2 separate regions of the Mus musculus genome follow, and region 1 is linked to region 2. A link is a loop called in an ENCODE intact Hi-C map of the cell type or tissue named here. Cell type or tissue: left cerebral cortex. All regions are shown on one strand. Each heading gives the region's core, and the rest is flanking DNA. Links, peaks and the distances in the headings are about the cores only.

The links. Peaks named below come from ENCODE experiments on the same cell type or tissue, not always from the same donor. Only the 100,000 strongest peaks of a DNase experiment are listed, where the experiment ranks them.
Region 1: it touches region 2 in a loop (12-fold over the local background); 4 of 42 quality-filtered maps call a loop at or near these places.

What each region holds. Positions count from the first base shown.
Region 1 is chr15:45,010,394-45,022,746 of GRCm38, forward strand. No RefSeq gene overlaps it. Among named protein-coding and RNA genes, the nearest start is that of Gm23343, 68 kb to the left of the region's middle. In left cerebral cortex, for the core only: no CTCF peak of the experiment used is centred there; DNase peaks (open chromatin) are centred at 6,108, 6,555, 7,383 and 7,916; H3K27ac peaks cover 5,202 bases.
Region 2 is chr15:44,891,716-44,904,068 of GRCm38, forward strand. No RefSeq gene overlaps it. Among named protein-coding and RNA genes, the nearest start is that of Gm23343, 50 kb to the right of the region's middle. In left cerebral cortex, for the core only: a CTCF peak has its summit at 2,357; DNase peaks (open chromatin) are centred at 4,709, 5,813 and 6,060; H3K27ac peaks cover 2,726 bases.

The DNA.
Region 1 (12,353 bases), core at 2,624-10,623, 120 kb after region 2:
AAAAATGACCCAACATTTTGCTGCGTACAGGAAAAGCACCAGAGTGACAAAGACAGACACAACCTCAAAGTAGAAGGCTGGAAAACAATTCTCCAAGCAAATGGTCCCAAGAAACCAGCTGGAGTAGCCATTCTAATATCAAATAAAATTTTAGACTTTTAGAGTTTAAAGAAAATGAAATCACAACATACTCAAACTTATGGGACACAGAGAAAGCAGTGCTAAGATGAAAACTCATGGCTCTGAGTGCCTCCAAAGGGAAACTGACGAGAGAATACAATAGCAGCGTGACAGCACATCTAAAAGCTCTAGAACAAAAAGAAGCAAATTCACCCAAGAGGAGTGGACATAAAGAAATAATCAAATTCAGGACTGAATCAACCAAGTGGAAACAGAACTATACAAAGAAGCAACTAAAGCAGGAGTTGGCTCATTGAGAAAATCAACAAGATAGATAAACCCTTAGCCAGACTAACCAGAGGGCACAGAAACAGTATCCTAATTAACAAAATCAGAAAGGAAAAGGGAGATATAACAACAGATACTGAGGAAATCCAAAAAATCATCACACTATACAGAAGTGTATATTCAACAAAACTGGAAAATCTAGTTGAAATGGACAATTTTCTAGACAGATACCAGGTATGAAAGTTAAATCAGGATCAGATAAATTATCTAAACAGTCCCATATCCCATATCCCCTAAAGAAATAGAAACAGTCAATAAGAGTCTCCCAAACAAAAAAGTCCAGGACCAGATGGGTTCAGTTCAGAGTTCTATCAAAGACCTAATACCAATACTTCTCAAATGGTTCCACAAAATAGAAACAGAAGGTACTTTATCCAATTCGTTCTATGAAGCCACAATTACTCTGATACATAAACCACACAAAGACCCAACAAAGAAAGAGAACGTCAGACAAATTTCCCTTAGGAATATCAATTAAAAAATACTCAATAAAATTCTTGAAAACTGAATCCAAGAACACATCAAAAGGATCATCCATCATGATTATGTAGGCTTCACCCCAGGGACGCAGGGATAGTTTAATATATGGAAATCCATCAACATAATCCACTATTTTAAGAAACTCAAAGAAAAAACCATATGATTATTTCATTGGATGCTGAGAAAACATTTGACAAAATCCAACACCCATTCATGATAAAAGTCTTGGAAAGATCAGGAATTCAAGGCCCATACCTAAACATAATAAAAGCTATATACAGCAAACCATTAGCCAACATCAAATTAAATGGAGAGAAACTTGAAGCAATCTTAGTAAAATCAGGGACTAGACAAGGCTGCCCACTCTCTCCCTACCTATTTAGTATAGTACTTGAAGTCCTAGCCAGAGCAATTCGACAACAAAAGGAGATCAAGGGGATACCAATTGGAAAGGAAGAAGTCAAAATATCACTATTTGCAGATGATATGATAGTATATATAAGTGACCCTAAAAATTCCACCAGAGAACTCCTAAACCTGATAAACAGCTTCAGTGCAGTAGCTGGATATAAAATGAACTCAAACAAATCAGTGACCTTTCTCTACACAAAGAAATTCTGGAAACAACACTTTTCACAAAGGTTACAAATAATATAAAATGCCTTGGTGTGACTCTAAGTATGTGAAATATCTGCATGACAAGTACTTCAAGTATGAAGAAAGAAATTTAAGAACATCTTAGAAGAAAGATCTCCCATGCTCCTGGATTGTCAGGATTAATAAAGAAAAAATGGCCGTCTTCCTGAAAGCAATTTACAGATTCAATGCAATCCTGTCAAAATTCCAACTCAATTCTTCAAAGAGTTAGAAAGAGCAATTTGCAAATTCACTTGGAATAACAAAAGCCTAGGATAGGGAAAACTATTCTCAATAATAAAGGAATTTCTGGTGGGACCACTATCCTTGACCTTAAGCTGTACTAAAACTGCATGGTACTGGTACAGTGAGAGGCTGGTAGATCAATGGAATAAAATTGAAGATCCAGAAATGAACCCACACACCTATGGTCACTTGATCTTTGACAAAGGTGCTAAAATCATTCAATGGAAAAAAAGACAACATTTTCATCAAATGGTGTTGATTCAACTGGTGGATAGCATGTAGAAGAACGCACATCAATCCAGTTTTATCTCCTTGTACAAAGCTCAAGTTTAAGTGGATGAGGACCTCCAAATAAAACCAGATACCTGGAAACTAATAGAAAAGGAAGCGTGAGTAAGAGCCTTGACCACATGGGCACAGGGGAAAATTTCCTGAACAGAACACCAACACCTTATGCTCTAAGATCAAGTATTGACAAATGGGGCCTCATAAAATTGCAAAGCTTCTGTAAGGCAAAGAACACTGTCAACAGGACAAAATGGCAACCAACAGATTGTGAAAAGATCTTTACCAGTGCTATATCTGATAGATGGCTTATATCCAATATATAAAAAGAACTCAGGAAGTTAAACTTTAGAGAATCAAATAACCCTATAAAAATGGGAGACAGAGCATTCTTCAATATAAGAATTCTCAACTAAGGAATCTCAAAAGGCTGAGAAGCACCTGAAGAAATGTTCAACATCCTTAGTCATCAGGGAAATGCAAATCAAAGTGTGATATTTTAGTCCTTCTTAGAAGGGGGAACAAAATACCCGTGGAAGGAGTTATAGAGAAAAATTGTGGAACAGAAACTGAAGGAAAGGCCATCCAGAGACTGCCTCACCTGGGTTTCCATCCCATATACAGTCACCAAACCCAGACACTATTGTGGATGCCAACAAGTACTTTCTGAAGCCTGGTATAGCTCTCTCCTGAGAGTCTCTACCACTACCTAACAAATACAGAGGTGGATGCTCTCAGCCATCTAATGGACTGAGCACAGAGTCCCCAATGGAGGATCTAGAGAAAGGTCTTAAGGAGCTAAAGGGGTTTACAGCCCCATAGGAGGAACAACAATATGAGCCAACCAGTACCCCCCCAGAGCTCTCTGGGAGTAAACCACCAACCAAAGAGTACACATGGTGGGACTCATGGCTCCAACTGCATAAGTAGCAGAGAATGGCCTTTATGGTAATCAATGGGAGAAGAGGCCCTTGGTTCTGTGAAGGCTTGATGCCCCAGTGTAGGGGAATGCCAGGGCCAGGAAGTGGGAATGTGTGGGATGGTGAGCAGGGGGAGAAGCAAGGAGATAGGGCATCTCTGGAGGGAAAACTAGGAACGGGGACAACATTAAAAATGTAAGTAAAGAAAAATCTACTAAAAAAATGAAAAGAACTGAAAAGCATTGATTTTAGAGCTTACCATTAAATCTCTCTTCAAAGAGAAATCATTTGAAGGTCAATTATAATAATAAAAAAGCTATAATGCTTCTGAATAGAACTGAATTCTACTTTGTTATATAATCTTTACTTTAAATAAATTTTTAAGTAAAACAAGAGGATATGGCTTTTTACATTTCCTTTCTTCCCTTTTGTCTCTCCCAGGTACTCTTCCTTCAACTCCTCCCATGTGGCATATTTTCAAATTGTTAGGCTTTTAAAATTTGATTATTATTAATGTGCACAAAAATATAAGCATGTAAATATAAAACATACCTTTGTTGGTATGTATGTGGTTAGGGGATGAGTACTTTCTATTAAGTAAAAGTGGCATCTTGGAAGCAGAAAGGAGCCACTGGGGTTGTGGGTGAATCTTTTGAAACCTCAAATCCTGTCCCCAGTGACAAACCTTTTCCAACAAGACCACAACTCCTAATCCTTCCTAGACAGTCCCATCAACGTGAGGTCAACTATTCAAGCACATAGAGCATTTTTATTTGAGCCATCATGTCCCATTCCATGGCCATCAGAGGCTGTTGGCTGTTTCATAATGCAAAAATGCAAGTTAGTCCAATTTCAAATATTCCCATTGTCTTTCACAGTCAACACTTCCTAAAAATCCAGTCTCTTCTGAAATGGAAGGCAGTTTACTAACAGTTACACCCTAAAGCCAAAAGCAATTATAATCTGGCAACATATAATGGCACAGAATGTACACTGCCATTCTAAAGAAGAGCACTGGGGTCATAGTGATTAAATAGTGAACCAAAGCAAGTCTAACCCCCCAACAGGAATACTCCAAATTCTACAATTTCATACCTCGTGTCAAAGCGCTTGGATGGCTCTGCCCTTGTGCCTCTGCTTCCTACAGCAGATATTTCACCTCATGTTTACAACTTGCTTTGGAAGATGTTTTATGGTTCTAGCATCTCTAAAATCTTGAGCTTACCAGTGTAATCCAGGTTTCAGTTTCACAGCTCTATGCAATGGCATCTCAGGATCTCCATTCAAGGAATTCCCTGCTGCATGCGTGGACTCAGAAGCTCTCCTCAACTGCAAAGGAAGATTCCATGATTCCTTTACTTGTGTATCCTGCATGACTCTAAAGTCAGAACATGTGCACAATCCTATCAAGTTTGGCTGATCACTTGGGTGGATCCTGACCCCCTATATTTGCAGAAACTTTCCCTTGTAGTGTTGTTTTAGGGGTAGAAAGGTCCTCAGGTCTTTTCTTTCTTTTTTTTTTTTAATTGTTGAAAGCTTACTTGGGTGTTGTCTTTCTCTCCCTTTATTTCATTTCAGAACCCAGCTGTCTTTAGTCTTACCTCTTCCAGCACAAGCCTTGACTACAGCTCTACATTTCCTGGTGGTCTTTCTTTTGCTTCAAACTCCATGTTGTGTTTTTTCTTTTTGCCTTGCTTGTTCTTTTCCTTGCACACTCCCATAGGAATGATTACTAATACACATATGACAGAATCAATATTAGGCTGTCTTGGAACGTCCTCCAGCAAGGAAATTAATTAAAAATTTCAATTTAGCCCGAGGCATATTCTTTTGACATACACAAAAGAAAGCAACATTATTTGCCAAAATATTTCAAGAATGGCCACTAGCCCAGTTGCTAATATTGTTCTACTATGAAATCTCTTGAGCTGGGTTTACCTAGCTACATTGCTTTTAGCACTACTTTCTTCCAAACTCTTAATAGAATAGTCTGTTAAACCCTGCTTATAGTATTCAAGCACTTTCTTAGTCCAAAGTTCCAAAATCTTTCCTATGGTCCACCCTGAAATCCCAAAGCAGCATGGCCAGAGTGGCCACAACAATACCCCATCTTTGTACTAGATTCTCTCTTAGTGACTTTTCCATTACTGTAACAAGACACCATGAGCTAGGCAAGTTATAGAAGAAAGCCTTTAATTTTGGGCTCGCAGCTCCAGAGAGTTATAATTATGGTGGGGAGCACAGCTGCTGGCTGCTGTGGTACTGGAACATTAGATGAGAGCTTATCCATAAGCCATGAATCAGGGAGAGCTATCTAGGAATGGTGTAGGTGTTTGAAACCTCAGCTCCTAGCCCAGTGATGCACTCCTTCCAACAAGGCCATACTTCTTAATTATTCCCAAAGAGTGACGCAAACTGTGAATTAAAGACTGAATCTATATGAGAGCCATTCTTTTTTAAACTACTACAGGGGCCCATTCCAGGAAGGGGGTAATTTTCCCTCTCCCAGCAGTCATAAATTATGTAGAATTCCTTGGCTAGTGTTGGATCTCATGACACTTCCTCACTGTACATTAGGATGTCTTTTGATATCGAGACTTCCTTCTGCCAGGGTAGCCCAAGTGACTCCTTTCAGAACTTTAAGGTAAGTCCCCATTGCTGAATTAGGGACACTTAGGCACTTGCATGGTAGTAACTAAAAGCTGTCTACTAGGATGTAAGATCCACTTAAGAGAAAAACAATAGTACTTGGAAAGTACTTGAGAACCCATTCAATTGCCTGAGAATAGTGAGATCATGGACCTTAGAAAATAATCTACTACCACCACTTTGCCAAACCAGCATTATTCCTTACTACATTTCAAATCTTATTCTTATATACACAGATATATGTAGCTACTGCCCCTTTTCATAGAATCTTCCCTTCATAGAAATTGGAGACAATCACAGAAACCCATAAGTGGTTACAGTGCAGAGATCAACAGATCAAGGGCAGCCTAGCCCTAATGGATATATTTACATCACAGCTCCTGCTTCTGTGACTCAGGAGGCATTATGGAAGAGAGACAGAAAGCTTGTAAATGTCAGAATACCAGGAAGCCTGTTGTGAAAATGTCTTTCCTAGAAAAGGCTGTGTAAGCAAGACCAAAACAATGCTATGTAATTTTATAGACTTTTACATAGGCAATCTTAGCAATTCAGACAATTTGAAGGCTTATTGACTAATTTTTTTTTTTTTTTTTTTGGTTAGAAGTTATAGGAAATCCAATCCAAAGTGACTCAACAAACAGGATATATTTTTCCTCACATAAGGAAAATTGTAACTGTTCATCGAAGCTGTTAATCAATGTTTTGATTTTCTTCCTTTTTGACACATGGTATGATTTTGCTAGTTTCCTCCTGGATGTGAGGTATAGTTACGTAATGTGCTTTAACCATTGGGATGGGAGCAGATGTAGCTTGTGCTATTTTGGGGCAGGAACCTTTAAGAGTGAGTGTTTCTGCCAAGTTCTCTTCTCTGTGCCATGGTGATGGGCGAAGTGCCACGTGACTGCTATAGAGTGCAGCCGTCACTGCCCACTATGGTTCAGGGATTCTTGTGGTGGCAGCAAGTGTGTCCCCACTGACAAAAGACACATGGTTCATCTTTTTCCGTGTCTCTATCTTCTGTTTTTCATCATTTAGTCACCTCATAATCTCAAAATGGTAGCTGTAACTCCAGAGATTATTTTTATGTTCAAAGTAAGAACTAGTAAGATAGAATTTGTGGGATTTACTTTACCTAGAACGGAAAGACAAGATTCTGGGGCGTTTTTCTGAAGAAATATCTTTATAGCTGGTTTGCCAGCAGGACTGGGTTAAATGGCTTCTACGTGTTAGGTGGGAAGTTCCCAAAAGTAGACATAGTATTACTCAGCAAAATCTAGATATATGTAGAAAGGACACAATGTCATGTAGACAACTGACATTATGTACCTTAAAGGCACAATTAGCATGGAAAGTCTTCAGTTTTTCCCTTAAGATGAAAATAGGGTTTTTTTTTTTGTTGTTTGTTTGTTTGTTTGTCTGTCTGTTTGGTTGGTTTTTTGAGACAGGGTTTCTCTATGTAGCCTTGGCTGTCCTGGAACTCACTTTGTAGACCAGGCTGGCCTCAAACTCAGAAATCCGCCTGGCTCTGCCTCCCAAGCCACAGCACACCTTAGCAGGAATTATCTAACATATCTATTTATACTCATAAATAAACTATAGAAGCTACATTTTAAAGTAATCCCCCATAGCACTTCATCTTAACTGAGCATTTTCAAGACCTGGTCCTCATTTCCCAGGTTGTTATTGGGCAGCTCTGTGGGTCATGATTTAAAACCTGTTGGACACCAGGCTTCATGTTTGTGCATCATCCCTTCTGCTCATCAGGTCAGGTAAGAAAAACTAAATTGATCTGGTAATCACACTCTTTCACAAAAGAAAAAAATTAGTCTCTGAAAAATATTAAGCAATTGTTGCAGATTATCCAAACTACTACCTATGGGAGTCAGGAAATTGACATGTGATTTGTGCCGTTATCTTAGAAGGCATTAGAGTTTCAAGTTGTGTGGCTTAGCATGCAAGGCAATAATACACTTTTTCATATTTTCCAATTTGAGGAAATTACATGTAGTGCATTTGTCCTTTTTTGAACTTTTCGACTAGAATTCCATTTTTAATCTGGACTTCTTGATGTGCACGATACAAAATCAGTATTGCTTTTTATATTTAAAAATGCTCTGTTGATGGTATAATGTGTTCAACATATGTATGGGGGTGGTGGCTGAGAAGACAGGCACTCAAATAACAGTTTTACTCAAACTTGAGGGCTCTCTAGATTTGGTTTAAAAATATAGCCACTAGTCATTTTGTCACTTCCTTGGAGAGAGCTTAATGACGCAGACACTGCTGAGCCTGCTCATCCCACTCTTCTTTCTTTTCCCTTGGGGCTGATAATGCAAACAGTCTCATAACGCTGACATATGTGAGGTTGTACTGACGAGACTGTTTCTGGGTTTGGCTTGGTCATCAAAGCTATATAATTCTGGTCATCACCTCTGGTTATAATTCTGATTATAACTTATAGTTAGAAGATAAGATTCTAGTTCACTTTGCAGTTGTTTCACGTCATCCAGGCATTCAACAGAGGTTTATGTGTTCCAAATCTCACACTTCTTCTCATCTTCTCCTTTGGTTGGAAAGTTTATTACAAATGGGCTGACAGTGGGGATCACTTACCTATTGTGACTAGGGACTGACCTATGGACCTACTTAGAAGCCCATAAAGTTTGAGACTTGATCTCACCACTGTGGAGCTGTTATGCTATGTGGAGCCATAAGGACCCACTAAAACATAATTGAAGTCAATTATATCACATATTAATTACATATTATAATTAAAATGAAAAGTTTCAGAATATCCCACACACTGCTTATAGCATCATCAGGTTGCTGGATCCTTGGGGGAAGATGAAATTTCACTTTGTTAAGTTAATCAAATGCTAAAACAACAACAACAACAACAACAACAACAAACTATACTGATTGTTTTTGTGATACTAACAGATTCATCTGTTCAGTTTTCAATAAAATCTTAACTTTTCCAAAACAATGGTCTAGCCTTCTATTAGCTTCTACAGGATAATCTCTTAAGCTCTTGGGATATCCTGTTAATAAAACTTAGACTCTGTCTAGTGCCTAGGTTTATGTGTGATACTCTATGCTAGGAATATGATTCACAGTAGGGCTAGTTGGATCATGTAGTACCCTACATCTACGTCTGTGGGGCTAGTGACAGGACACTCAATCAGGAAGCAGTTGGAGTTATGCTATATTTCCATGCCTCAATAAAACTCTGAACACTAAAGTTTGCAAGTTCTTCTGCTTTGAAAATGCACATTTTCACATTGGCTACTTTTATGTTAAGTTGACATTAGCTAGAGTGATATGAAAGGAGGGAACTTGAATTAGGAAAATAAAATCTAAGGCTAAACTCACTGTGAGTGGTGCCACCCCTTGGCTAGTGGTTCTGGATTCTATAAGAACAACCTATGTAGAGGAAATCAGTCAGCAGCACCCCTCCATAGACTTTGTATCAGTTCCTTCCTCCATGTCCCTATCCTGCTTATGTTTCTGCCCTGACTTCCTTCCATGACGAGCAATGATTTAGAAATGTAAACCAAATAAACTCCTTGAGTTGATTTTGATTGTGGGCAATTGATCACAGCAACAATAACTCTAATTAGGACAGAGCCATTATTTTAGTTACTTTTCTAGTTATGGTGACCAAATACCTGTCAAGAAACAACTTACTAGAGGAGAGGTTTATTTTGTCACATTGTCTTAGTGATACAGTATTACCATCCATGATGAAAGGATGTTCTTGGCAGGGGCCATCTCAGTGCTGCAGTTACTTGCTTATAACTCTGCAAATCTGGAAGCAGAGTTGGGACAAGAAGTGGCACAGGGCAATAAGGCCTCAAGGCTTGTCCTGGTGTTTCTACTTCCTCTAGTGAGGCTCTTTTTTCTAAAGGTTTCACAAGCTCCCAGAACAGTGCTGCTAGCAGAGAACTCAATGTTCATACCCATGGGCCTACAGGGAGCATTTCCCATTAAACCACAGCAGCCATCTGTATGACTCCACTGAGAGAAAGAAATGGAAACTGCACCTGGGACTCCTGTGGACTCTGCTTGGTGAGCCTCTTCTTTTTGCTAGCTTGTGGCTGTGTCCTTTCACAACCAGACCCTGTGACTGGAAGAAGAATGACTTTCTGAGTTCTGGGAGTCCTCCTGGGAAAGCATTGCACTGAAGGTGACCTTAGGGTCCTGCCACATTGGCACCTTACACTGCAGAAATACTAGAGATCTGGAAATATTTGTAATAAATCTCTATCTATGTCTCTCCCATCCCCTATCCACAACAAAACACACAAGCAAGCAAGCAAGCAAGCAAGCAAGCAAGCAAGCAAGCAAGCAAGCAAGCAAGCAAACCATTCTCCCTTCCCACAGACTCAGAAATATCACTGGATATCCTGAGTGGGGTTTTGATGCGTTTCTGCATGCCCCCAGCAGGGAGATGGAGGGTAGTTTTCTATGTATAATATTCTTCCCCCCATTACTAGTGAATCTAAGCCTCATGAATAAGATCTTTCACTAACATTTCCATAGGTCAGCCTTGGGTAAAATTGGGAAGGAGACTAAGAATATGTGTACCCGTGTATATTTGCATTCAGTTTAACTATATTATTTAAGGATCTCTTTTCTTAATTACTAAATTACCTTCTCAAAAGTCTAACAAATAAATCCAATGCTTATTAGCTAAGACTGGCTTAGGACACTCCTTTTAAAAGTATTTTTCCTTCATGTTAAGAATATAGAACACTGGCTTTCTGGAGAGCCTGTGTAGAAATTATCTGGAGTCTGGAGCGATGGCTCAACAGCTAATAATGTTCCTTACAGAATACCCTGGTTCAATTCTCGGTACCAGAAGATAGGTTTATAACCATCTGTAACGCCAGTCTCAGAAGATTAGATGCTGGTGTTAAACAGACTTACCGGAAGGCCAAGAACCTATAAACATGTAAAACACATACAGTGAAAAATAAAATAAAATACTTAAAAGGGTTTGGAGAACAGGTTCTTTAGTGCCTATTTCTAAAGTTCCACTGAGCATGAGAAGGAAGGATGGTATGCTTATATTACACAGTATTTTGCATGAAAAGGCAAGAGGATTAAATTGAATTGGAATCAGCTTCTCTTCATTTGGACATCTGAGGCTTCTATTTCAGGATTTTGGATAAACATTCACACTTAGTGCCAATAGTACTTCCCCATGCACTCAAGAGAGATTTCTGATAATAACTCCTAGGCAGACATTCTAGACCCTCAGAATTGTACTGGGCACTTCCTCACTAAGCTGTTTGTATCACTTATGGAGCTCTTGTGTTCCACCTGGTATATGGCTCCTCTTGTGACCACCCATATTACACCTTTTCCTATGGTTTTTGTCTTTATTTCTGGGACTATGCAGCTTTCACCAGCTTATCGCTTCTTCATCTAGAACATGAAAGAACCATATACCCCATATTTCAGTGCTTACAATGCAGTAACTGCTCATTGATCGATGGCTGTCGAGTCCACAAATGGCGAAAGGCCTTGTTCATTATACTTTCATCTTAGACTCGTCTTAAGGAATGTCAGTTTAGGTTAGAGACTTGACATTTCCAGTTCTTTGTTTAAGTATTTTGATTATTTAAGAGATACAATAAAATGACCTTTTAGAACACTTGGTAAATAAGAATACCATTAGAAGGTGGTTTTTTTTCTTTCTAAGCAAGTTTCTAGCAAAATTTAAAGATGTTTATATAAAATCAATACTTGTTAGGAAAATCATAGGTAGAAAATATGCTACATACCATATGAAACAGAAACTGGGCCATGGATGGGGGTGAGTGTGAAGCAGAGAGATTTCTTACAAGTTGTCATTCTTCACTTAAAGGGTGCAGTCTATTTTGGTAGCGTCTCTGCTGCGAGCATTCCCACAGTTTTTAATAGCTCAGCCTCAGCTGTCAGGAACATTTGTGTTAATTTTTTTCTCTTCAGCACACAGGAATGGCTGTGCCTGTTGTTTTCAGATACCAAAATCTGCTTCCTAATAATATGACTGAAAGTGTCCATCAACCAGAACTCTAAAAGTATCTTTTTATTTCTTGAGAAGTTAGGGATGCTGGATGTTAGGAGACTTCTCTTCTGCATTAAAGACCACACTAGAACTTAAATGGAACAGAGGACTTATTTGGAAACTACCGTTCTGTTGCTGTTGTTAGTAGCTTCTGTTAATAATGGTGTGATGATACCTTGTGATGATCCTTTTAGGCTTTGGTTTTAGTTTCATAAAGAGAAGCCCTTGTAGATCTGAAACCATTACCTTTATGTGGACAATATGCACATTGAGAATTAAGAAACATTTCTGCGTATTCCAATGGATTGAAATGCTTCTTTTTCTCAGAACATCATTTGAATGTATTCTACAGTGAATATATTAACTTACTACTGATGCTATCACTTATCTCAAGTATTGCAGATTTAGACAATAGCGATCTGTCAGTACAGTCCTGTGTCTTATCAATCAAATGTAGGTGGTGCATCTTCTTGTAGTTGGGTTCCACAGCGCCAAATTCAAGGTGTTGAGAAGATTTTCCAGAGGCTGTAGTGGTGACTTTGCCCATCATAGGTTGTTCAAAAAGGTTCTTATACTCCATTTGCCTTTCCCTTCAGATTTCCAACTGTTAGAGA
Region 2 (12,353 bases), core at 1,626-9,625:
AATTTCTGCACAAAGAATGTATCCAGATAAATCTGTCTTTGCTTTATATGGCCAGATGGCCGCATGGCAGATTAGCATTCTCATTAAGACAATTGTGTAACAAAAGGAATTCCTGCCTGAGGTTCTCCAAAATTTCTACTAGCTGCTTTTAGCAGCCTATCCACAAGTTCCTGAAAAAGTTCATCAGGAGCTTGTTTGATACCAGATAAATTCCCACTGAAATTTCTTTTCCAGTCATGGGGGGTCGGACGAGTGTTAAATTTGCTTCTACCACTATATCCAATAAAGCTTGTATAAAAGAAATGGGTCAGCATTCCCATACTGGCCACAGCTGTTTTTATCTTTTATTACTCTAATAATCATCTTAATTCCAAATATGGGTGAGTTAAAAATCTTGTGCCTGTGACCAAACTGCAAACTGCAGCCAATGGAACACTGGCAGTTTAACCATAATTTTTAAGTTTCTTTTACACAACTACAACTTTGGAAAGCAAAACTCAACCTCCAACAATCAATCCAGTCTCTGCAAAGACACCAAGTGAGTCACCTCCATGCTACAAAGTGTGGCTTCCCATTCCTGCACATGAACGCAAGACGGTGCAGCATCCAATACCTCAAAGAGACACTGCCCTAAATCCTATCTTTTATAAGTCTGGTAGTTACATAGAATATTTTCCCAATTTAGAAGTATCTTTAGAGACCTGTTTCCCTGTCTTGGCTTATGCCTCATGTATTTCTGAATTACTCCAACCATGAGTTACCAATTTTAACCCAAATTTCTGCTACCAATGTTAAAATTTTTTAATCATACCCAATAATTTATAAGCTAATAATCTATAGCCAAGACATGCAGAACATATTTATACTTTTAAAACCAGTCAGAGACAAAAATGAAGTGGCTGCTTACATTTACTTATTTAAATCAGACAAAATTCTTAACTTTCCTAGCTGTAATTTCAAGAAAGGAACACTTTGTCATCTGCTGAACCCAGTAATCACAGTCACAGAGATTTTTGTAGGAAGCACAGCCATCAGTTCCCTTAACATACACCTTGAGAAGCTGCTGGTTCCTTTAAGAGCAGCTTTTGCAGACAATCATCTCCTGGCAGCTTTTCTCCAGCTGTGCTAGACTCTTAACTATAGGTGCAGGGCTCCAAAAGCCAATTGAGACTGTTTTTTTACTTATTTATTTCTTTTCTCTTATTTTTTGAAATGAGTTAAAACTAAATCAAGGGCTGAGCAACCAGCAGATAAAGTTTTAACTGTTTTTTTTTTTTTTTCCTTTTGAACATGAATCAGAACAACAAACAATCAGTCAAACCATAAAACAAAACCACAGATGTAAAACAGTCAGTTTTGATGGACCTGCACAGATTGGCATCCCAAGAACAGACAACAGACAGAGAGGGAAGAGAATTAGACATCCCAAAGGGACCTAGACATCCTATTTAAGAGACCCAGAACCAAGCATTCCTCCAGTAGTAGCCAGAGAGGAGGCAGGATGTCTTCCAACCTCCTCCTCCTGTCCTAGGAACGCTTGAAACAGCTTACATTCATTTTCCTTCTCCTTCACCAAAGCATCCCCGGATAGTTGGGAAGTACTGCTTTTCTCAAATCCACTCTCCCATGTCTTGAGTGTAAACTATCAGGGTCCAAAGACTAAAAGCACCTATGAGAATTACCTTTGCTTCTCTAGATTTTACCATAGCTCTAAACACATGCACAAAACACATTTTACCATTACCTTGTCCTTCTACAAGGTTTATTCAGTGTTGGCCCAAATATTCTTTACTTTCCTTTGCACGTGTTTCCAATTCCTGTGGAGTCCTTCACTGTACCCTGCTTACTGGTGCCCTGATGTTGAGGTGCTATCTGACCAACCCCGCTCAGTCAGTCAACAGGTTCTCCAGCCCAGGAGTGAGGATTAAAAAGAAAAAAGACATGCAACATTGTAGCATGACCCCAGCCAGTTCTGAGGCTGAGGCCTTTTTTTTTTTTTTTTTTTTTTTAACTGTAGCCCAACTATCTTTTTAAAAAATTTTTTTATTAGATATTTTCTTCATTTACATTTCAAATGCTATCCTGAAAGTCTCCTATATTCTCCTCCCACCCTACTCCCCTACCCACCCACTCTCACTTCTTGGCCCTGGCATTCCCCTGTACTGGGGCATATAAAGTTTGCAAGACTAAGGGGCCTGTCTTCCCAGTGATGGCCGATTAGGCCATCTTCTGGTACATATGCAGGTAGAGACACGAGTTCCAGGGGTACTGGTTAGTTCATATTGTTGTTCCACTTATAGGGTTGCAAACCCCTTCAGCTCCTTGGGTACTTTCTCTAGCTCCTCCACTGGGGGGCCCTGTGTTCCATCCTATAGATGACTGTGAGCATCCATTTTTGTATTTGCCAGGCACTGGCATAGCCTCACAAGAGACAGTTATATCAGGGTCCTTTTAGCATAATCTTGTTGGCATATGCAATAGTGTCTGCGTTTGGTGGCTGATTATGGGATGGATCCCTGGGTAGGGAAGTCTCTGGATGGTCCATCCTTTCATCTTAGCTTCAAACTTTGTCTCTGTAACTCCTTCCAGGGGTATTTTGTCCCTTATTCTAAGGAGGAATGAAGTACCCACGCGTTGGTCTTCTTTCTTTTTGATTTTCTTGTGTTTTGCAAATTGTATCTTGGGTATTCTAAGTTTCTGGGTAGCCCAACTATCTTAATATTCAAAAGTAAGCATTATACAAAAATATCTTGATGTTTGGAGTATATAAGAAAATAATTATAACTTACAGATGGTTTTAAAAATATCAGTTCCAGATATTATGTGGAAATGGGTTCGTGAAAAAAAATCCCAGTTCTCCAAGTATATGCTGATATACTCAAATACACCAAATGCATTTGATATAAACAAAGTACAAAGTACTGTAGAATGGAGAGGAGATAGTGACAATTCCTGTAGTGCAACCTGGAAGGAATATTTTTGTCCAAAGTTCCTCTGAGTGATCCCTTCAGTCCATTTTCTTTCTAATCTATGTCCTCCTCTGCACAAGTTGACAAATTGCTACATCTGTCCAACTGATCTCTTTGCCTGCCCTCCATCTGGTCGACCTCCATCTTGTTTTCTTCATCATTGTTTCTCTTTTGCTCCTCATTGGTGCCCTTCTCAGTTAACAGGCAAAAATGGCTCAGTGTGAACACACACTACATTCATATTTATTACGTAAACAGTTCAGGGATGGATGGCTGTAGTGTATTTTCTAGCTCTAACCATCATTTATTCTCCTTCTAATATACACTCTCTTTTCTAGCCGTACTCAATAGCTCCACTGATCTATACTCTTATCTACATTTTTTTTCTTTTTATATTCAAGCATTTTCACTGAACATTGGATCCCCTGGAACTGGAGAGACACAGGCTGAAATGTGGGTTTTGGGAAACTAAACCTGGGTTTTCTACAAGAGTAGTCAGTGCTCTTAACACTGAACCATCTCACCAGCCAGTTTACTGAGTAATTATAATTAAGTTAGTTCATCTCCTTTAGATATTATCATCTCCTTTAGATATTATTTCCTCCTTCTATCCTCAGATATTATTTGTTTCAAAGAATAAAGGAATTCGAATATAATAATATCCAAGCTTTATAAAGGAATGCAATCACTGTTTATTCTGGACCTGCTTCCTACATGTGTGCCTTATGGACCCTTTGTCCAAGGAAGATATAACTCATTCTATTATGAAATCATATCTATATGATTTTGTGATTTGTCTTCTTTTCTTCCTGATCTATGAGTAAAAACAAATACTTCTTTGTTCACAGTCTAAAGAAAAATATATATTCCTTTCTTGTTTAATTTGTTGATATTTAAGATATATGAAGAGAAAATATGATAGTCCCAAACAGCTGATAGAGAAATGTGGTTGCATTGAAATAGCTTGACAAATTCCATAGATTCCATTTTTTTAGATCACACTGTATCTACTTTCAGGAAACAAAGTAAGTGAATACTAGTACTCTTCCCAGTTTCTTTTTTCATTCAGGCAGGGACCACAGCCCAGGAAATAGTATTGCCTGCATTTAGAGTAGCTCTTTCCTTCTCCTTTAATTCAATCTATAAACTCCTTCACTATTTCCTCCAGAGGTTCAGCTCCTAAATAGTTCTAGAGATGTAAAGGTAACAATCAAGATTAATTATCACAATGATGGTTGATCTTTTCTACTCAGCTTGTGCTTCCATTATTCTCAAAAGTACAAAATAACTAGAACTAGTTATTGATTTCAAACTCACAGAAATTGTACATGTTTGAAGGTAATAAGAGTATTGATTGCCCTGATTCAATCATGTTATAAATTGTGTGTGTATATACATATATATAAACACACAGACATAGATATATAGCATGCTATTCTCTGTCTCATAAAATGTGTATTATGTTTTATGTCATACAAACAAACAGAAATATATAAAGGGATCAGAAATATAAAGAGATTTTTTTCCAAATTAAAGTGGAATACCACAGGCAATCCATTTTATTTTTTAACAAAATGAGGCTACATGAGAAGAAATGTACTTATTTGTAAGCAGCTATCTTTGATTCATCTTCATGGTACCCTATTTAAACACTCCCACTCTCTGCTCTCTGAAAACTCAGTGTCAGGAAGGAAAGCTGGCATTGTAGTGGGAACAGATGTGCAGTCACTTCCTTCCCTCTAGCTTGGCTAGGCTGTCGATAAAATTAGCAGTCTATACTAACACTGAGGGTTTGGAGCACTGCCTCAAAAAAAGCAACATTTAGAATGAGTTTGTGGCTCAAAAATCTTATCTCAAGTGGAACCACCTTCTTGCCTCTGGTTGAGTAGAAGTATTGGGAGAAGACAAACTGTGTGGTTGCATTATAGTAGAATTTCTTTTTATGATATGAGAATGCAGGCTTTATTTGCTCATCAATGGTAAATACTGTGTACATATTACTTATTCTGTGTATCTATCCCTCTTTTCATTCTCTTCTCTGCTTTAGAATCTCCAAACTTTGTTGATGCTTTACCGCATACTCATATGTGTTAATTCTAAGTCTTCTAGGCAAGGTGAAAGTAACAGCAAGTATTCAGATGGATTTCTCTGAAGTTCAAACCACTTGATGGTGGAATATTTTGTTACCCAAGCAGATACGGTGGCATTTAGTTCATATATTTCGGTGTGGTCTCTGAAGTTACTTGGATTATCTCTTCTGGTTTATTATGCTTTGGAAGGAGGAGGAAACCAGTCTGTGCACAAAATTCAATAATAAATCATTTGAATTATATTCCCTAGGAATTACAGCAAGACATTTAAAAATAAAAAAAATAAAAACAGGGTGTTAGCAACCTGAGTAAGTTTGTTTTAAGTAGTGCCAAGTTAAAGGCATGATTTAACTATTTTTTATTCATCAAATACAATCTTGTCATGTTAACATTAGAAGCTAGTTGAAATTCTCAATAATCAATGAAAGGATTGCTCACTTGAACAATGGGGCCACATGTCATAATTTTTAAGGGAAATTACTCTCTGGTCTTCTCCTGTAGCAGAAATCCCGGCTCTGAGATGAGATCAGATTTTTAAGTTGCCACTAAATGAACATCATTTAGCATTTTCCTTCTTCTAAAAGAGCTCATCAAGTAATTGCTCTCTCATAGCAGCCAAGCAGGATGAGAAGCAGGATGTGGCATAATGAAGCTAATGAAAATTTAAAGTCACCTCCACCCTCTGTTGCTTGGAAAAAGCCCATCAGAGCAATGACTCTTTCCACAGACAATGACATACCTCCTAAGCTCACTGAAAGCAACACTTGCACGGAGCAAAGTGAATCTTCCTGCTTCCCTATATACAGCCCATTCAAATTATTATAGTTCCTGGAAGGCTTTGTGATTTTTCCTGTGCTAAATAGTACTGAAATTTGACAATTTCAAAGGTGAAAAGAGACTGAGATCCCTGTATTTAACTATAACTGATCTTGTAAATGTTTTATATAATGTCTACATAGACTATGAGACTTTCACTTAAAGTATCTACTTTTAGATCCTCAACTGGTTCCACATATTTCTGAATTTGTTCCAGGAAACTTGCCTTAAAAAATTGGGACATCTTCTAAATTACACAATACAGGAGTTTTGTCGAGGAAGGAAGGATCTTTTAAATTTAGTTTTACCTAACAACAGATACTGAGACAGTGCCTTTATTACACATGTTTTTATCTAGGAAGTGATCCCACCAATTTCTACAGAAACTATGAAAGTTGAGAAAGGAGAAATGCCAAAAGGAGAGTAAATAATGGGTTACTGGTGATGTGTAGATAATTAAGGTATAATTCTTTGGGAAGCCATCTAAGAAACCATGAAGAATTTGTCTCAGTACCACCCTACTGATGGAAGAGGAAGAGGAAAAGGAAACAGGGTTATCTATGACCCTGAGAGTTTAGGACATCCTGGAGGTGGGAGTTCTTGTGGTACTGGAGGAGCCCTTAGACAGAACAGAAAGAATCAGCATTTGAATGGGGAAAGCTGTCTATCCCAGAATCTGGAGGTGATGACAGAATGAACTGAGAGGTTATGGGACTGAGTATAACATCTCTACAGTAAATCACACCATCAAATTCTCATATGCCTTTCTAAAATGAATATCCTATTCCTCATTTCATATGTATAATAAATGTGTAATTATATATGCATAATTCACTCCTGGGTAAAGATTGGGAAGATAGCTATGTGACAGAATTGAGAAACAGCTCAGACTTGGCTTCTGGAAAGGAATAATAACAGTATTATAGTACCAATATCCTTGAAGAGCTTTGATTTTTGTTGTTGGTTTTAAGAAGTGCTCTTATTGTTGCCTTGCTTACGTATCTTGTATCAACAATCACCATGGTATATAAGCCACTATCACAACTCTTGTGGATCAAGTCTTCTTGGCTGTCACCGTGGTCTTTCTCTTTATTTTTATGACAGTTAAATACTGTCGTGGCATCCTGTTTTGCAAATGGACACTGGGGAGTCTGTTTCCAGGAAATACCTTTTACTGTCCTGTTGTTCTATGGAAAACCATGAAACTTCTTATTGATATTCCCAACACCAGTGTGTTCCTTACTATTTTAGAGAAAAGGAATACCACTTCAGCTTTCCAAAAACATAGCTGATTGGCAGATATCTGGCTTCATGGTTATTTCGTCCCCTTTTAATATATAAATATATATATTTTAATTAAAATTTTGAATTAGTATATAGTTATATCACTTCCTCCTTTCTCTATCCTCTCTCTAGATCCTGCCAAGTCCTCTCATTCCTGCTAAATTGATGGCTTCTTTTGACCATTATTGTTATGTTTTATATATGTATAAATATATAAATAACAACTTCTTGAGTCAATGCAATTTGGCTCATGTGTATATGATTTCCTGGAGGCCACTTTATATTGGATTGCCAATTAGGGATCTCATGCCTAGGAGAGCCTAATTCTCTTTCTGAGTTGCTTATAGTATTTTGTCTAGGGTGGGACTTTGTGAGATTTTTTTCCCTTCTGTGTTAGCATGACCACTGATTTTTTAATGTTTCAGGTCTTGTTTCAGTAGTCATATTGATAGGGTACCAGGGCTGTAGCCTTAATTTCTGGTCCCCTGGTTCCTACAATCTTTCATTCTCCTCATGTTCTATGATGAGATTTGGGGAACATCACAGACGTTTCTTAATTCCTAGTCCTTTGTTCATCATTTTGTAAAGGCGATTATGTACCTCAGTTTTGACTACAGTGGACCATTAGTGTGTTCAGTCCAGAAGAATACCATAAGGTTTAGAGGAAACTGCCAAGTTAAGAATTTGTATTCTTTATCCTGTCCTATACTGTATGTAAGTACACTTGCCAACTTTTTTGTTGTTGTTATGTGTTAGTTAGACACTAGGTTTTTGTTTGGAAAATAAAGTATTTTATTATGTAATGAGCTATGCTGTGCTGATATGACCCTACCAATCTAAACTATGTATTCTAAACTGAAATTCAAGTAATCATTTGGAGAACAAATAGTTCATATTATAAAGGTGTGTACCTTTCCAGTGGGCCTCAAAACATAAAAATATATCTGTGATAATATCTGTATGTATAATATGTTTATAGACAAAATCTAATAAATAAGATATATAATAATATATATGAGAAAGGTGATTGATATGCCAAGTGTCTAAGGTTTTTTAGATTGCTGATAATCAAGCTGGTTCTTTGGTCAACTTGACACAAATCAGAGTCATATAGCAAGCAGAAATCTCAATCAAGGAATTTTCTCCATCAGATTGATCTGTGGGCACATCTGTGGAGTATTTTATAGACTAATGATTGAAGTGGGAGGAGTCATTCACTATAGTCAGTGCTAACCCCGGACAGATGGTTCTATCTTATAAAAGAAAACAAGCTGATCCAGCCATAGTGAGCAAGACAGGAAATAGCCTTCCTCCACGGTATCACTTTAGTTCCCATGTTTAGATGCCTTCCTTTGAGGATGAATTGTAACCTATATACTGAAATAAACTTTCTCCTTTCTCAAGCTGATTTAGTTATTATATTCATCACAGAAGTTTGTTTGAACAAACAAACAACCCAAAGTCAACAATTAACTCAAATATAAACAAACACTTCTGTTGAACTTGAATAGGCCTTTTTTTATTGGTTATTTTATTTATTTACATTTCAAATGCTAGCCTCTTTCCAAGTTTCCCCTCCACAAGCCCCCTATCCCCTCCTTCCTCCCTCCTGGCTTTATGAGGGTGCTCCCCAACCTGCCCACCAACTCCTGCCTCAGCAGTGAATAGGCCTTCTTAAACGCAATGTTATTGAAGTTCTGTGCTATATAATCTATGCTGTGAAGGATGATCTATAGCATAAGGTGTTTGTCAGAATCTATGACCCTTGCCTACCAGACACCCCTTCATGGACTCTGTAGTGTCACGGAATAATGCCTCCAGGCATTTGAGCAGTTTCCAAACTAGCACAGATCAGAATCACTTACAGACTTTGTTAAAGCATCTGTTCCTGGGTCTTCCAGTGAAATCTGAGGATTAGCATGTGCTCTCAATGGAAAGAGATTACAGACCAAGACTTTATCTGCTGTCTCTCCTGTGATGACCAGTAGATGAGTAGTTGTCCTCCTGTATTTAAGATGCCTCAAACTTAAAATGAACAATTTAAATTAAAATCTTTTTTTGGGGGGGGGTTTAAGACAGGGTTTCTCTGTATAGCCCAGGATCTCCTGGAACTCACTCTGTAGACCAAACTGGCCTCAAACCCAGCAATCCTCCTGCCTCTGCCTCCCAAGTGCTGGGATTAAAGGTGTGCGCCACCACTGCCTGGCAAAATTAAACTCTTAATATTTCCTGAACCTCCGTCTTCCTTATTTTTCTCTGACTCAGCAAGCACCTGTTCTACTTCAGATCAAAGTCTTTAACACAAATCTTTTCATATAATACATTATATGAAATACTACTAAGTAAGCCAACTTTTACTTGAATACATTCCTTTAACTTGACTACTTCAGCACTAATCCAAACCCCAGGTATGTTTTCTTGAATTATAAAAACCTCCTACAAGTCATTTCATTATGCTTACATTCAGTCCATACACACATGGTTGACAAGGCAACCATGGTTGACCATGGTTGTAATCTAGCCCATGTTATTCATTAATTCAAATCATTCTAGAAACTCTCCAATAGGACAGTCAATAATTTGTTCATAATCTAGTTCCTTACTCCTGCTCTTAATCCAATCTTCTAGTCATTACCTTTTCTAATAATCTACTCATGGGCTTCTATCTTCTTCACTGGACAGACCAAGCAACTTTGCATCTCTTATATTAACCATTATTGCTATGTTTTACTTAAATAGCAAAAATAATCCCAAGGGATACATACTACAGTAACCCATTAGGACTCTGTCTGATCCTTTGTTTGATAATTTGACTTAATATATGTGTATCCTTTAGGATGTTTCTACTGTATTAGGCTTATAGACTATCCGAAATTTCCGCTTAATTTTAGCTGCTCTCCCTGTATTTTCCTCCCAACCCCTGTCCCTTCCTCCTACCAACTTGATCTTCCCATTTCAGACCTCCATCTATTCCTGTCTATTCTATTTTCATTTCTGAGTGCATACATATACTCATGCTGTTAAGGGCTATCAGAAAAGTATAACTAATGTTATATAATATTGAGGCATCTCACTGGAGAACAATCTAATAGATGTAACACATTCCTGACACTGAATTTTCATTTGTTAGCTTGGGGCATCTATAAGAGGTATTGTTGTTCCATTATATTAAAACTTCATTGAAACTCTTGTCATATGTGCATATGTTTATAATTTAGGGAGCTTCAGAAGTACTAGCTTTTTATATGACCATCTTCTATCCAGTCCTCTCATTCTCCTCCACATTGAACACTTGCTGTTCCGTTATTTTTTCTCCCACTGTATCATGCTCTTTCTTTCTTTCCTTAAAAGTTCCTTTACCAACACCCTGCCCTCTATGGGTATTCCAAACAAAATAGAAATACCTAAAGACACAAAGCCAACATCTAAAGGAGAGAGAAAGTATGGGACATCTGTCTTTCTGGGTTTGTTTACTCAAAATGGTATTTTTAGCTCAATGAATTTACCTAAGAATTTAATAATTTAATTTTTCTTAAAAGCTGAATATTACATTATATAAGTTTATCACATTTTATGATCCATTCATCTGCTAATGAACTGTTGTGGAAATTATATTAAATTCTATCCCAGGTATCTACCCTGAATTTAACCAATTAGTTCCTGAATGAAAGACACACACAACTTTTATATTTATAATAAGCCTTAAGCAGGACAAGAGCTGGGCATCTGCCTACCCTGCATGCTATTAGAATCTATTTTCCTATTGATAAATCTGAGTTACTACTTACTATGTTTCGTCTGGACTGCTCTTTGCTCCAGTTGGTCATCCCTCAGGGCCGCACTCTTCTGATTCTTGATCCATGCCCACTTCCTTCTCCTACTGCACTCTCTTTTCCTTTTGGTATTCCTCTCTCTCTGCAAGTCTCTGAAACCTAAACCCTACCTATGTCTCTTCTGCCCAGCTATTGGCTGCTGGCATCTTTATTCACCAATCTGAAATACTTGGGGGCAGGATTACAAGGACTATGTGCAGACTTCAGGACATTTAACATTTAACATTACAATAGACAGTAAAAGACAAAACTTCAGCATTAAGCTGTTTTTATTTCCTGGTTATTGTGAATAGAGTAGTCATAGGTCTGAGGGAAAACTACTATTACTCTAGTATTACCTACTATTACTCAGCAAATTGGACACATTGTTAAAGTGACTCCTAGGAACCTCTCATTATATCCATAAACTAGTAAATCTCTCAAACCTTATCATAAAACTACTTTTTACAGTAGATGAAAATTAACACGGAAATCCACAACTTGTCAAGGGACCTAAAAACAAATGATTGTGAAGCACTGAGCCATAAATGGGACATCTATATTATGTCTTTTCTTCCAGGTTCAGGGATCACTGGGGAAAAAGGAGAAAAAAAGAGTGGTTGCATGTATCATCCCACAGTGGCTATGACAATAGAAACAAGATCTGTGTAAACTCAAGACAGAAAAAAATCCTGATATGGAGGGGTGAAGTATGTACTATAAGGTATTCCTAGCTGAAGGAATGACACATTGTTACTTGATAGCTTCTGGATGAGGGAGAGTCAAATTTCCTTAAAGGTATGGCCATGGGAGGTCTAACATGCTCCAGGGGATGGCCACACACTCACGAGTACAAACCTAACACTAATTGCATGCAACATTTCAAAAACTTAATAAGGTTATAAAGTTATGAGGGAATGAAATGGGGGGGGGGTAGATATATGAGTTCAGGAGAAGGATGGGTATAATCAAAAATGCAATGTTTGAAATTCTCAAAGATCTAACAAAACACTTTTACAAAGAACTGTTTACCAAATTCTTCCAAGTAAAATGATTGAAAAATGCCCTATTTAAGTGTCTGTTATTGGGATAGTTATGGAAAGGCTGACAAATTGTTCCTCTTCTCTTTGGAATTAAAAAGACTGGTACAATAGATTTATTAAAAAACTACTTGGCATATAAATATTCATGGGCTATAACAACTACCTTCTGAAGCTCATTACTGGAATTAGTAAAAGTCTAAAACTCTTACTATTGTATTTGATGAGGAGTTTTGAAATTTGTTTTATCCTGCACAAAGAACTTGTTTGATGTATATTTCATGAACTCTGGGTGGGAGAGAACATTACATATTGCAATATATGAAAGCTTCTAATCAAACA